Regions from separate parts of the Homo sapiens genome. Here regions 1 and 2 are each linked to region 3. A link is a contact called in ENCODE Hi-C or POLR2A ChIA-PET data. All regions are on one chromosome and are shown on one strand. Each heading gives the region's core, a stretch centred on a gene start or an enhancer-like site at or near the end of the contact. The rest is flanking DNA. Distances are from core to core; before and after follow the strand shown. Region 1 holds the start of TESMIN (testis expressed metallothionein like protein). Region 2 holds the start of LINC02701 (long intergenic non-protein coding RNA 2701). Region 3 overlaps CPT1A (carnitine palmitoyltransferase 1A).

Region 1 (3,896 bases), core at 249-2,748, 59 kb before region 3:
ACGACAAAGAGTATACGCTCTACCGAGAATCAGTGACTCCGGTGGGCTGTGTGTGGTGTCACCAGGGAAAATGCTTGTAGAGGGAAATCCTGGGGTACACTAGCAGCCTCAGATGGGTTGGGGAAGGGATGGAGGGGGAGCTGTGCCCATTCCCCAGGCGGTTCTTACTGGGATCATGCGGACGCCCGGGTGGGAGGCTCCTTCCAGGACCCAGGCGCCCAGGGGCAACACCGCCGGGCTGCGGTGCGCGGGTAGCAGCGAGGACAGGAAGTGCACGTTGCAGGCGGGCGGCTGCGGGGCCTGCAGGAGCGCGACGTCCTCCAGCGCGCTGAGCTCTGGGATCCCGGGGTACTCCCCGAGGAGCTCCCCGCCGTCGCTGTCGCCCCCCGCGAGCTTCGCCTTGACCTGGCCCTTGCAGTCGGCGCCCAGCGCGGGGTTGAACGCGTGCAGGACGGGTTCCTTGGGGTCCGCCGGGCCCAGGTACGCTTCTTTGAAGACGTGGAACTCGTCCTCCTCGTACTTCACGGGGGCCTTCAGGCCGATGTTCTCCGAAGCGAACGGACCCTCGGGGCTTAAGAGCTCCGTCACCATCGCATCCTCGGGGCTGGGCAGCCCGCCCGGCAGAGGGCCCTCCTCCATGGCGCAGGGCGGCGGGGCGGGATGGCGGGGGCCGCGCACCTGCAACACGCGGCCAGGTGAGAGGCAGCCAGAGGAGAGGACGAGGGGAGGGGCGGCCAGGAAAGGGGACAGCCAAGGGAGGGGCAGCCAAGGGAGGGGCGGCCAGGGGAGGGGACCAGGTGAGGGGCGGCTAGGGGAGGGGGCGGCCTGGTGAGGGAGGGCCAGGTGAGGGGCCCGGGGAAGGGCGACCAGGTGAGGGGGTCAGGGGAGGGGCGACCAGATGAGGGGCGATTAGGTGAGGGGCGGCCAGGTGAGGGGCGGCCAGGTGAGGAGCGACCAGGGGAGGCGGTCAGGTGAGCGGCGACCAGGGGAGGGGCGGCCGGGGAGGGGGTCACGGGAGGGGCGACCAGGGGAGGGGCGGCCAGGGGAGGGGGCCAGGTGAGGGGCGGCCAGGTGAGGAGCGACCAGGGGAGGGAGTCAGGGGAGGGGCGACCAGGTAAGGGGCGGCCAGGAGAGGGGCCGGCCGGGGTGGGGGTCAGGTGAGGGGCGCCCAGGGGAGGGGGCCAGGTGAGGGGCGGCCGAGGAGGGGGTCAGGTGAGGAGCAGCCAGGGGAGGGGGGGCCAGGTGAGGTGCGACCAGGTGAGGGGCGGCCTCGCCCACGGCCCGCCGCCCTCCGCCCACCCGCAGGGGCCCGACCCGGCCCGGCAGCCCCCATCCCCGCCTGCAGAGCCGAGGCCCAGCCCGGGGACCGCCCCGTCATTCCTCCTCGGAGGGACGCACCTGGGGCCGCCGGGGCTGCCGCAGCGTGGAGCGAGCGGGATGGGGCGTGGGCCGGGCCTCAGGCGCAGGCGGCCGTTGGCGGTTGGAGAAGGGGGAAGGGTGAGGGACAGGAACCTGGGGGGAGGGGAAGAGGCGCCCGGGCAGTGGGCGGGGCCTGGGCGTGGGGCGGAGTCGAGGTCGGGGCGGGGAGGTAAAGGCGGGGCCAGGGAGGTGTGGTGGGCGTGGTCTGGGGCGGGAGGAGACAGAGTCGCGAGGGGCGGGGCCTGGACTGCCGCTGTTGCCAGAGCGGGTCAGGGGAGGCACTCCCAGGTTCAGCCGATCCAGGCTCAGGTGGGGAAACTGAGGTCCCCATCAACTCGGGCAGCGCTAAGTGGGACTGCCTAGCTTGGCTTCTGACCTTGGGCTTCAGTTATATTTTTCTGGCCAGGCGTGGTTGCTCACGCCTGTAGTCCCAGCACTTTGGGAGGCCGAGGCAGGCGGATTACTTGAGGTCAGGAGTTCAAAACCAGCCTGGGCAACATGGTGAAACCCCGTCTCTACTAAAAATACAAAAATTAGCTGGCCGTGGTGGCACGCGCCTGTAATCCCAGCTACTTGGAAGGCTGAGGCAGGAGAATCGCTTGAGCCCGGGAGGTGGAGGTTGCAGTGAGCCGAGATCCCGCCACTGCACTCCAGCCTGTGCCACAGAGCTAGACTCCGTCTCAAAAAAATAAATAAAATAAAATAAAACATTTTTCTACACTCGAGCTCTCAAGACAGATCCCGGCCTGGGACGCTGCGGGTGGACAGAGGGCAGGGGCTTGCACCGCACGTTCCCAGCCTTGCACCCACTCCCGGTCCTTGGTGACGCAGCTTACAGGTGCAACTGATGGAGTTGGTCCCGAAATAGAAGTAACAAATACGGCTGGGCGTGGTGGCTCACGTCTGTAATCCCAGCACTTTGGGAGGCCGAGGCGGGTGGATCACCTGAGGTCAGGAGTTCGAGACCAGCCTGGCCAACATATAGTGAAACTCCGTCTCTACTAAAAAATACAAAAACTAGCTGGGCGTAGTGGCGCACGCCTGTAGTCCCAGCTACATAGAAGGCTGAGGCTTGAACCTGGGAGATGGGGGTTGCAGTGAGCTGAGATTGTGTCACTGTACTCCAGCCTGACCAACAGAGAAAGGCTCCCTCTCAGAAAAAAAAAAAAAAACTCACAAATACAATGAAAGTCTCAAATTTTGGGTGGGGAATGAGCTATTTCATCTTTAAGGAGTCAATAGATATCACTGTTTAATCAAGAGGAGGTGAAAGTTTAATTCAAGTGATGGCGAAAACTGCAAAGGGTGTAGAGGGACTGGTGGGAGTGGGTGCTGGGGAGACAGCCTCAGGTACTGTCTACTCAGGTACTGTTTTGGTAAAAATAAAGAATGTAAAACATCAGCTTTCTAATCTCACTTTTAAAAATTAAATACTTTTCTAAATTTTTAAAGGGTAGTACCCAAGGCACAGCAACACCGTGTACTATTTAGTTGTACATTTAACATTCAAAAATCAAGAAAATTTTGCCTGGGGCTGGGCGTGGTGGCTCATGCCTGTAATCCCAGCACTCTGGGAGGCCAAGGTGGTCAGATCACTTAAAGTCAGGAGTTCAAGACCAGCCTGACTAACATGGTGAAACCCTGTCTCTACTAAAAATACAAAATTAGCTAGGCATGGTGGTGCACACCTGCAATCCCAGCTATTTGTGAGGCTGAGGCAGGAGAATTGCTTGAACCTGGGAGGCGGAGGTTGCAGTGAGCTGAGATTGCACCATTGTACTTTAGCCTGGGCAAAAAGATTGAAACTCCATCTCAAAAATCAAACAAACAAAAACAACAACAACAAAAAACACTCACAGAAGCAGAAAAAATAATAAAAATAATAAATCGAAGAGCCCAAGAATTATGCATAGCTTGAGTGGCCCAAGCGAGAGAGTAACCCACAAGGTTGCACCGTTCATTCGTTTACTAATCAGAATCAGACGTCTACTGAGTAGCATCATGCCAGGCATACACAGCCACCTGTGGGGGTCACCCACGGGTTGCAATCAAGCCTGGAGGCTCTGCACCTGCTGCTCCTAGATGCTTGCTGCCCTGCTGCACTGGCCGGGCTGGCTCCGTCGAGTCTCTCAGGTCTCAGCTCAACCCACTCTAAGTGGGTCAACCTCCCTGCCAGCTACCACCCCCTCCCAATGATCCTCTTAGTTGCCTCAGAACACTTAAAATCCTTCAACTGGTTGGCTTGTTCTCTTTTTCCTCTGTGATATGGTTTGGCTCTGTGTCCCCACCCAAATCTCATCTTGAATTGTAATCCCTCTGTGTCAAGGGAGGGGCCTGGTGGGAGGTGATTGGATCAAGGAGGCGGTTCCCCTACGCTGTTCTTGCAATAAGAAGTGAGTTCTCACAAGATCTGATGGCTTAAAAGTGTTCGGCAATTCCCCCTCACTCTCTCTCCTCTGCTGCCATGTAACAGGTTT
Region 2 (3,709 bases), core at 1,031-3,530, 58 kb after region 3:
CTATTTTCATTTTGATTTCTTACTCTTTAAAAGAAAAAAAGTAGCCGGGTGCAGTGGCTCACGCCTGTAATCCCAGCACTTTGGGAGACCGAGGTGGGTGGATCACCTGAGGTCCGGAGTTGGAGACCAGCCTGACCAACACGGAGAAACCCTGCCTCTACTAAAAATACAAAATTAGCTGGGCGTGGTGGCGCATGCCTGTAATCCCAGCTACTCCGGAGGCTGAGGCAGGGGAATGGCTTGAACCCGGGAGGCGGAGGTTGCTGTGTGCCGAGATCGTGCCATTGCACTCCAGCCTGGGCAACGAGAACAAAACTTCGTCTCAAAAAAAAAAAAAAAAAAAAAAAAAAAAAAAATATATATATATATATATATATATAAAGAGAGAGTCATCATTCCAGCATCGCCCCTGCCTTCTCCTCCCCAGATTCCACTAGAGGAATGTCTAGTGGGGACTCTCCTCTAGCCCCATTCATGTTGAGTGTGAGCACACGCATGCACACATATGCACACACATGCGCACACACGCACAGGCACACACACACCCGTGAAGGCATGTAGGCCAGCCCTTTATGGCTTTATCTCCCCGTGTTTTTTTTTGTGTGTGTGTTTTTTGTTTTTTTGTTTTTGAGACAGAGTTTCGCTCTGTCTCCCAGGCTGGAGTGCAGTGGCCCAATCTCGGCTCACTGCAAGCTCTGCCTCCCGGGTTCACGCGATTCTCCTGCCTCAGCCTCCCGAGTAGCTGGGACTACAGGCACCTGCCACCACGCATGGCTAATTTGTTTTTTGTATTTTTAGTAGAGACGGGGTTTCACTGCATTAACCAAGACGGTCTCAATCTCCTGACCTCATGATCTGCCTGCCTTGGCCTCCCAAAGTGCTGGGATTACAGGCATGAGCCACTGCGCCTGGCCTATCTCCCCGTGTTTTAGACAACCCATGTTTCAGTTCAATTGCCCATTCCAATTTTTTGCCCAACTATTCCCCTGAGGATAACTCTCTGCCCATCGTTGGACATGATGGGGTGCACAGGATGTTCCTCGGGCTGAGGAAATGTGACCCCACCATCCAAATTGGTGCAGTGTCTTCTGTTCTCCTTCTTTTATGCACTCTGAGCATTTGCATCCACCACCAGGCAAGCCAAGCCCAGTCCCGAGCCGACACCCAGGGCTCCGGCATCAGCCTGACTTGCAGCTGTGTCCAGGGCCTACCCCAGGGAATTGGCCACACAGCCAGCAGCAATGTCTGTCTCTGTTGCTGGCTGACAGCACTGTCCTTATTGGCATTTTATGCCTCAGACGGTGCAAGAGAGACACTGACTAGGGGCATTTACTCACTTGCTATCATGAGGCAGAAATTTAAATAATAATAATAATAATAATCAGTACTGCATTTATTCACGCCAAGAAAAGTAAAAGCTAAGGCCCAGAATATGGCAAGGCAAAGGCTAAAAAGAAAAGAACAAGTTTTCCTCTTGCCTAGCAGCTCACTTTAAGGACAGTTAGAAGATAACGCTGTCCAAATAGCCAAGGCCAAAGGAATGGGCTCCAGACACCCCCCTCCCTTCCAGAGCAAGCTTGAAAGAAAAAAAAGAAAGACAGGTTCTTTTACTGTTACTCTTTTCCCAGGCTTCTTAAGCATGATTAGCATGATTATGTTTTACAAATGTCTGTATTTAGCCAGTTCTTGTTTTTCTTTCAATGCAGCTACAAGGCCACTGGCTAGGTCACAAATTATGTTATGCTATAGATTACGTGACCTGTTACTGTATGATTAACTGCTTTTATTTTGCTACTGCTTTTATTTTGCTCCTGTAAGGCTGTTTATAAAAACACTGCTCTTTGTTCAGGGCTCAGCTTTTGGATGTGAATCCTCTGAGCCGGTGCGTACCTAAAATAAACAAATCCTTCTGTACTGCAAATTGGTTTTTCCGTTCCTCAGTTTACCGCAACATTTTTGGCAACCACGAAGGGACTGGAGACGGCAGGCTTACTGTCTCCTTTGCCTCTGGGGGCTGGAGCGAGGGTCTCAGGAAACCTGTGACCCCAGGTGCCACCGGGAGAACTTCAGCCTGGGGGGGAGATCAGCTCTCCTGTGACCTGGCACCCCTACCCAGCAGCGAAACGGAACCTAAAGAGGGACTACAGGATGATTTCAGAAACAACGCGCTTCAGGAACCACAGTAAGGTTTTGGGGGCTCAAGGCAGGACCCGTCCCTTGGACAGAAGGGAGCCTGATCATCTCCCGGGGTGTGCCAAATAGTCCGAACCAGAGGGGCTGGGGGTGACTGGAGTGGCTTGTCAATTTGGATGAAACTCACACCCCGCCGACACAGGATGCAAGAGTGGCTCGCCAAGTCGGCTAGGGAACTGGAGGTGGCAAGAGTGGCTCGCCACCCCAACTGGGAACTAGAGGGGGCGAGAGTGGCTTGCCACCCCAGTTACAAACATGGGAACTGAAGGTGTGTGGAAGTGTGTGAATGAAAAGGCCTCATTAGGCGCATCAGCTGCGAAGTGAAGAGTCACAGATCCCTTAGTGTAGACTGTGTGCTCCGAGAAAGGGTGGGGCCGACTAAGACTAGTGGTGATCTGCATATGGCTAATAGGAGCTGCCCTACAGCTCAGAGTTGCAGCAGGAATAAGGACCTCTCCAAAGCCAAGCAGCATCTGAAAACCCCCATAATAGGAGACAGTGTGGTTGGTCGAAACGAGAGGAAGAGTGAGTAGGCAAGAGTGAATGTGCTGCGTTGTAAAGGGAGGAATGGGAGGAAAGTCATCAAAACATCAAAACTTACTCTGTGGGAGTGCATGTTACGGAACCTTAAGAAAGGTTTTGCAGGGGATTATAGAGTTAACCCCCTCAGAGGTTGAGAACTCTGGGTGAATTAGAATTGCCCTCTTCTGGTGTTGGATGGCTGACCGAAGGAACTACAGACAGGGAACAATTGGCCATGTATTTAAGGTGGTGACAAGGGTTGGAGAACAGCCAGTGTACCTGGATCAATTTCTTTATATTGACTCATAGTTAAATATAATATAGCCAAACCCAGCATTGATCCAGGCCTGTTTAACAGCTTATTGCAAAAAAAACCAAAAGTGAAAATAAGAGCAGCTTTGCCGGCAGACACAGAGTTAAAAGGGAATCCCAGAGACAGCAAGAGAAGCCAGTTTTACAGGAGCCACCAAAGGTAACAGAAATTCTTCCTCCATATATCCCAGCCTACCCCCGCTTTACCGAGGCCGACAGCCCCCCCAGGAACCAGATTCAGGAGCTAACATGCCCCAGGTCTCACCTCGAAGGGGAGGATCAGAGCCTTGAGAGGCCAGGAAGGAGGTCAAGATAGTCAAGTGGGCCATCTCAGATCTGGCCGTGCTGGAGCTATGCAAATGCCTCTCAGGGGGACACGAGGACCTATCTATTATGATGACCAGGATCCCAACTAGGACCCAGAGGATGAAACTCAGCTTCAGCGTTTGCAGAGGTACCAAGAGGCACTTCTGCAGGGGCTACGAGTTGGTAGAAGGAAAGCAATGAATATAAAGAAGATTTCAGAAGTGCTTCAAGGAGCTGATGAGAGCCTAAGTCAGTTTTATAAGAGACTCTGTGAAGCATTCCGGCTTTGTACCCCATTTAACTGTGAGGCTGCTGAACATCAGCCTATGGGGAATACTTCATTCGTAGGGCAAGCCCAGGGTGACATCAAGTGGAA
Region 3 (3,468 bases), core at 558-3,057:
GGTTTCAAACTCCTGTCAGGTGATCCACCCGCCTCGGCCTCCCAAAGTGCTGGGATTATAGGTGTGTGCCACTGTGCCTGGCCAGAAATGCAGCTATTTTGTGGTTTGTTTTAGTTTTGGTTGTTTTGGGAACTGCAAAATATTTTTTAAATGAAAACTATTTAAGCATGCTTCAAATGATTAAAACACCAATATATATAACCTAAAGGTGTCCCTAATATTTGAAAAGCACTAATTTGGCCAGGTGCAGTGGCTCAAGTCTATAATCCCAGCACTTTGGGAGGCTGAGATGGGTGGATCACTTGGGTCCAGGAGTTCGAGACCAGCCTGGACAACATGGCAAAACCCCATCAATACAAAAATAAAATTTAAAAAAGAAAATAAAATAAGAAATAAAAAATAATAAAAATAAAAAATAATAAATATTTCTTCAAAATAAGAAATAAAAAAAGAAAACCACTAATTTAACACTGCATAATATTTAAGTGGACAAAAACAAATTATCTTCAAGGTTATATACTCTTTGCTCCAAAATGTATATCTTTCTATAACCCGTGAAATCTAGCACTGGAGTTTCACTGTAGTCTCTTCTTTAAACCTATACACTCTTTTCTGGTCATCTAACCTATAAACAAACTTGGGTTTAGGGATTTAAGAAGCTATCTTTTAGATAATCTACATTTTAGATTACTGAAAGAAAAAGACCTATATACTTACTTGATTTGCAAAAATAAAAATATTTTAGCATAAACAAATAAATGACACATTCAAGATTTTTAAAAGTATAGACATAGAGGCACTCAGATAAAAAACGTTAGCAAAAAGCTTTCTTTGAAAGGACATGCTCCTTACAAGGCTGTCGGGGACAAACTCAGAGACAAACCTCACATGACACGGATGACTCCACTTTTTTATTCTTTCTTTTTTTTAAGAGATAGGGTCTCACTATGTTGCTCAGGCTGATCTTGAACTCCTGGGCTCAAGCAATCCTCCTGCCTCGGCCTCCCAAAGTGCTGGAATTACAGGCCACCGCACCCAGCCTGACTCCACTTTTGAAGGCAGCAGCCCAGAGATACTGCAGATCCCCTCCAGGACAGGAAATGGCCCATGAGGCTGGAAGACGTTGGCCCTTAACCCGGCCTTTCTAAATTTAGGCCAGGGATGGCCCAGTTTACCAAAATAGGTTTAAGAGGTACAAAGAAACAAATCTTACAAAGACCCAGATTATTAAGGGCTTTAAACAGTCAACACTTCTATATATAATCCAGTTTTAAGAGAGCGCCTACACTAGAGAGTAAATTAAAGAACTGGCCTGGGTGCAGTGGCTCACGCCTGTAATCCCAGCACTTTGGGAGGACAAGGCGGGTGGATCACTTGAGGTCAGGAGTTCAAGACCAGCCTGGCCAACACGGCGAAACCCCATCTCTATCAAAAATACAAAAATTGGTTGGGCATGGTGGCATGTGCCTGCAGTCCCAGGTACTCAAGAGGCTGAGGCAGGAGAATCACTTGAACCTGGGAAGCGGAGCTTGCAGTGTGCCGAGATCGCACCACTGCACTCCAGCCTGGGTGACAGAGTGAGACTCTATCTCAAAAAGAAAAAAAAGAAGATATTCATTAGCCCCATGAGAGAATGAAAAGTACGTAGGAACAGCTCCAGACACAAGGCTCGGAGGCAGCTACCCACCGCAGGCCTGTGGGTCCTGGGACCTCAAGGAAGAGAGCAGCCAGGCCTGCCCTGAGCACCCAGGTCTGCCAGCTGCTTTCTGAGTGACAGCAATGACAGCAGTACCCAGGCAGACAAGGAACCTGGCAGGCGTCCCAGCCAGGCATGCTTCTGCTAAAATGACTGGGAACTTTTATTATGTTTCTTGCAGACTCTTATAGAGGCCTGAGCCAGCGTTCCTGAGCTACCTCAAGGTTGCAAGCAACTCAGCTGGACGCTCGATGACTCTGGAGGGTCCAGGGGCTTCCTGGAGAAGGAACAGGATGTGGAGGGGTCCTCTGCAGACCCTTCGCAAAAAGAGGTTCAGGAATCAGGGCACTTGCTCAAGCTGTCATCAGGAGACTCAGACCATTAATCTGCTTAATCTTTTATTTCTAGTCATCAGAATCAAGGCTGGGCATGGTGGCTCACACCTGTAATCCCAGGACTTTGGGAGGCCGAGGCGAGTGGACCACCTGAGGTCAATAGTTCGAGATCAGCCTGGCCAACATGGTGAAACCTCATCTCTACAAAACATACAAAAATTAGCCAGGCATGGTGGCGGACACCTGTAATCCCAGCTACTCAGGAGGCTGAGGCAGGAGAATTGCTTGAACCCGGGAGGCGGAGGTTGCAGTGAGCCGAGATCGCACCATCGCACTCCAGCCTGGGCAACGGAGCAAAAACTCCATTTCCAAAAAAAAATCAAATTCAGCCGTTAACTGTGAGTGAGTTTTCGTTTACGTCTCTTTTTCTGCCGGTTTATTTTCTTATTTCTTTCTGATTAAACAATATTTATATGCAAACAACCTGGAAGGCGTGACTATAAAGATCCAGAGCTTCGTTTTTTAGCTTAGCCCAGACCCGGCATTGTGCCTTCCACCTGCAATTCCTGGCCCCAAAACAAAGCCCAATTATGAGGAGTTGGTGGCTATTATTGACCTCAGGTGATCGACCCACCTCGGTCTCCCAAAGTCCTGGGATTACAGGTGTGAACCACCGTGTCCAAATGGCAAAAATGCCATTGGTGTAAACAAGCAGCACAGAAATCGAATCAAACGTCTGGCACGGGGCAGCAGGGACACTTCCGAGACACTGTGGAGCTTTCAGACCCGAAAGTAAAATGTGTGTCCAAGCCCAAGGGTCACGGCTGCACGAGGAAGCTGAGTTGCCCTGCGTTCCACTGTCTGGACGTTCAAATGGTGGTAAAGCAGCGGTGTTCACTCGCATTTGTCTCACAGAAGCTTCTGGGGCAGGGGGTGGGGGGACCTCAGTGCTACACTGAAGAAAGCACAGATTTCAGAGCTGCGCAGAGCTGGGTTTGAACTCTAGCTTCCCCGCTCCCTCTTCCTGTGACTTGGGCAGACACCTGCACCTGTCTGAATGCTTTCTCACTGGTAAAAGGGACCCTAATGAGAGGTCACTGCAGTGCAGGCTCTGACCTTCCTAGATGGGAGTCTGGGCCATCTCCAGAACTGGATGGAATAACAGACATCACAGGTGTGCAATAAACATGTGCTATCAACAGGCGGCAGGTGGTTAGAAAAAAAAAATAAAATGAACATGTGCTGAATGTTACCTAAGGTGTCTCTGGGCTTATCTCTTGGTAGCAAGAAATAAGCCCCAGGAAAATCCAAAACCCTAGAGGTAGGAGGGACGGGGGGGTCCCTGGAGATTTCTAAACCATTCTGACAGAGTTAAGTGGGTGAGGTCCCTGCAGAGGACCCCACAGCAGTCAGTTCAAGGGTCACAGAACTCTGGAA

The links. A loop is a pair of places that touch in the nucleus more often than their neighbours do. ChIA-PET counts read pairs that join two places held with the same protein, here RNA polymerase II (POLR2A). Pooled maps may share reads with other maps.
Region 1: a loop to region 3 is called in a map of heart left ventricle, with 4 times the contacts of the local background. The contact joins the promoter of TESMIN here to the enhancer-like site in region 3. A Hi-C loop is called at or near these places in 3 of 168 maps with a recorded cell type or tissue (astrocyte of the cerebellum, heart left ventricle and posterior vena cava) and 3 of 50 pooled maps. POLR2A ChIA-PET finds 5 or more read pairs at or near these places in 3 of 52 experiments (IMR-90, WTC11 and activated CD4-positive, alpha-beta T cell).
Region 2: a loop to region 3 is called in a pooled map, with 2.2 times the contacts of the local background. The contact joins the promoter of LINC02701 here to the enhancer-like site in region 3. A Hi-C loop is called at or near these places in 1 of 50 pooled maps. POLR2A ChIA-PET finds 5 or more read pairs at or near these places in 3 of 52 experiments (Caco-2, WTC11 and activated CD4-positive, alpha-beta T cell).

The regions. Positions count from the first base shown.
Region 1 is chr11:68,750,022-68,753,917 of GRCh38, forward strand. TESMIN (testis expressed metallothionein like protein) reads right to left here and starts at 1,499. Exons shown (of 10, transcript NM_004923.3): 1 at 1,399-1,499; 2 at 169-678. The coding sequence starts at 639. RefSeq lists an enhancer at 626-1,611 and silencers at 1,312-1,601, 1,612-1,731.
Region 2 is chr11:68,866,080-68,869,788 of GRCh38, forward strand. It overlaps LINC02701 (long intergenic non-protein coding RNA 2701), which reads left to right and starts at 2,281. Exons shown (of 2, transcript XR_950253.3): 1 at 2,281-3,709.
Region 3 is chr11:68,808,586-68,812,053 of GRCh38, forward strand. All of the region lies in intron 3 of CPT1A (carnitine palmitoyltransferase 1A), which reads right to left. Among named protein-coding and RNA genes, the nearest start is that of CPT1A, 32 kb to the right of the region's middle. Within about 2 kb of position 1,808, at least 8 of the 41 ENCODE cell types and tissues checked have a DNase peak (open chromatin) inside an H3K27ac peak, as active enhancers do; they include heart left ventricle, where a contact is called at or near this core.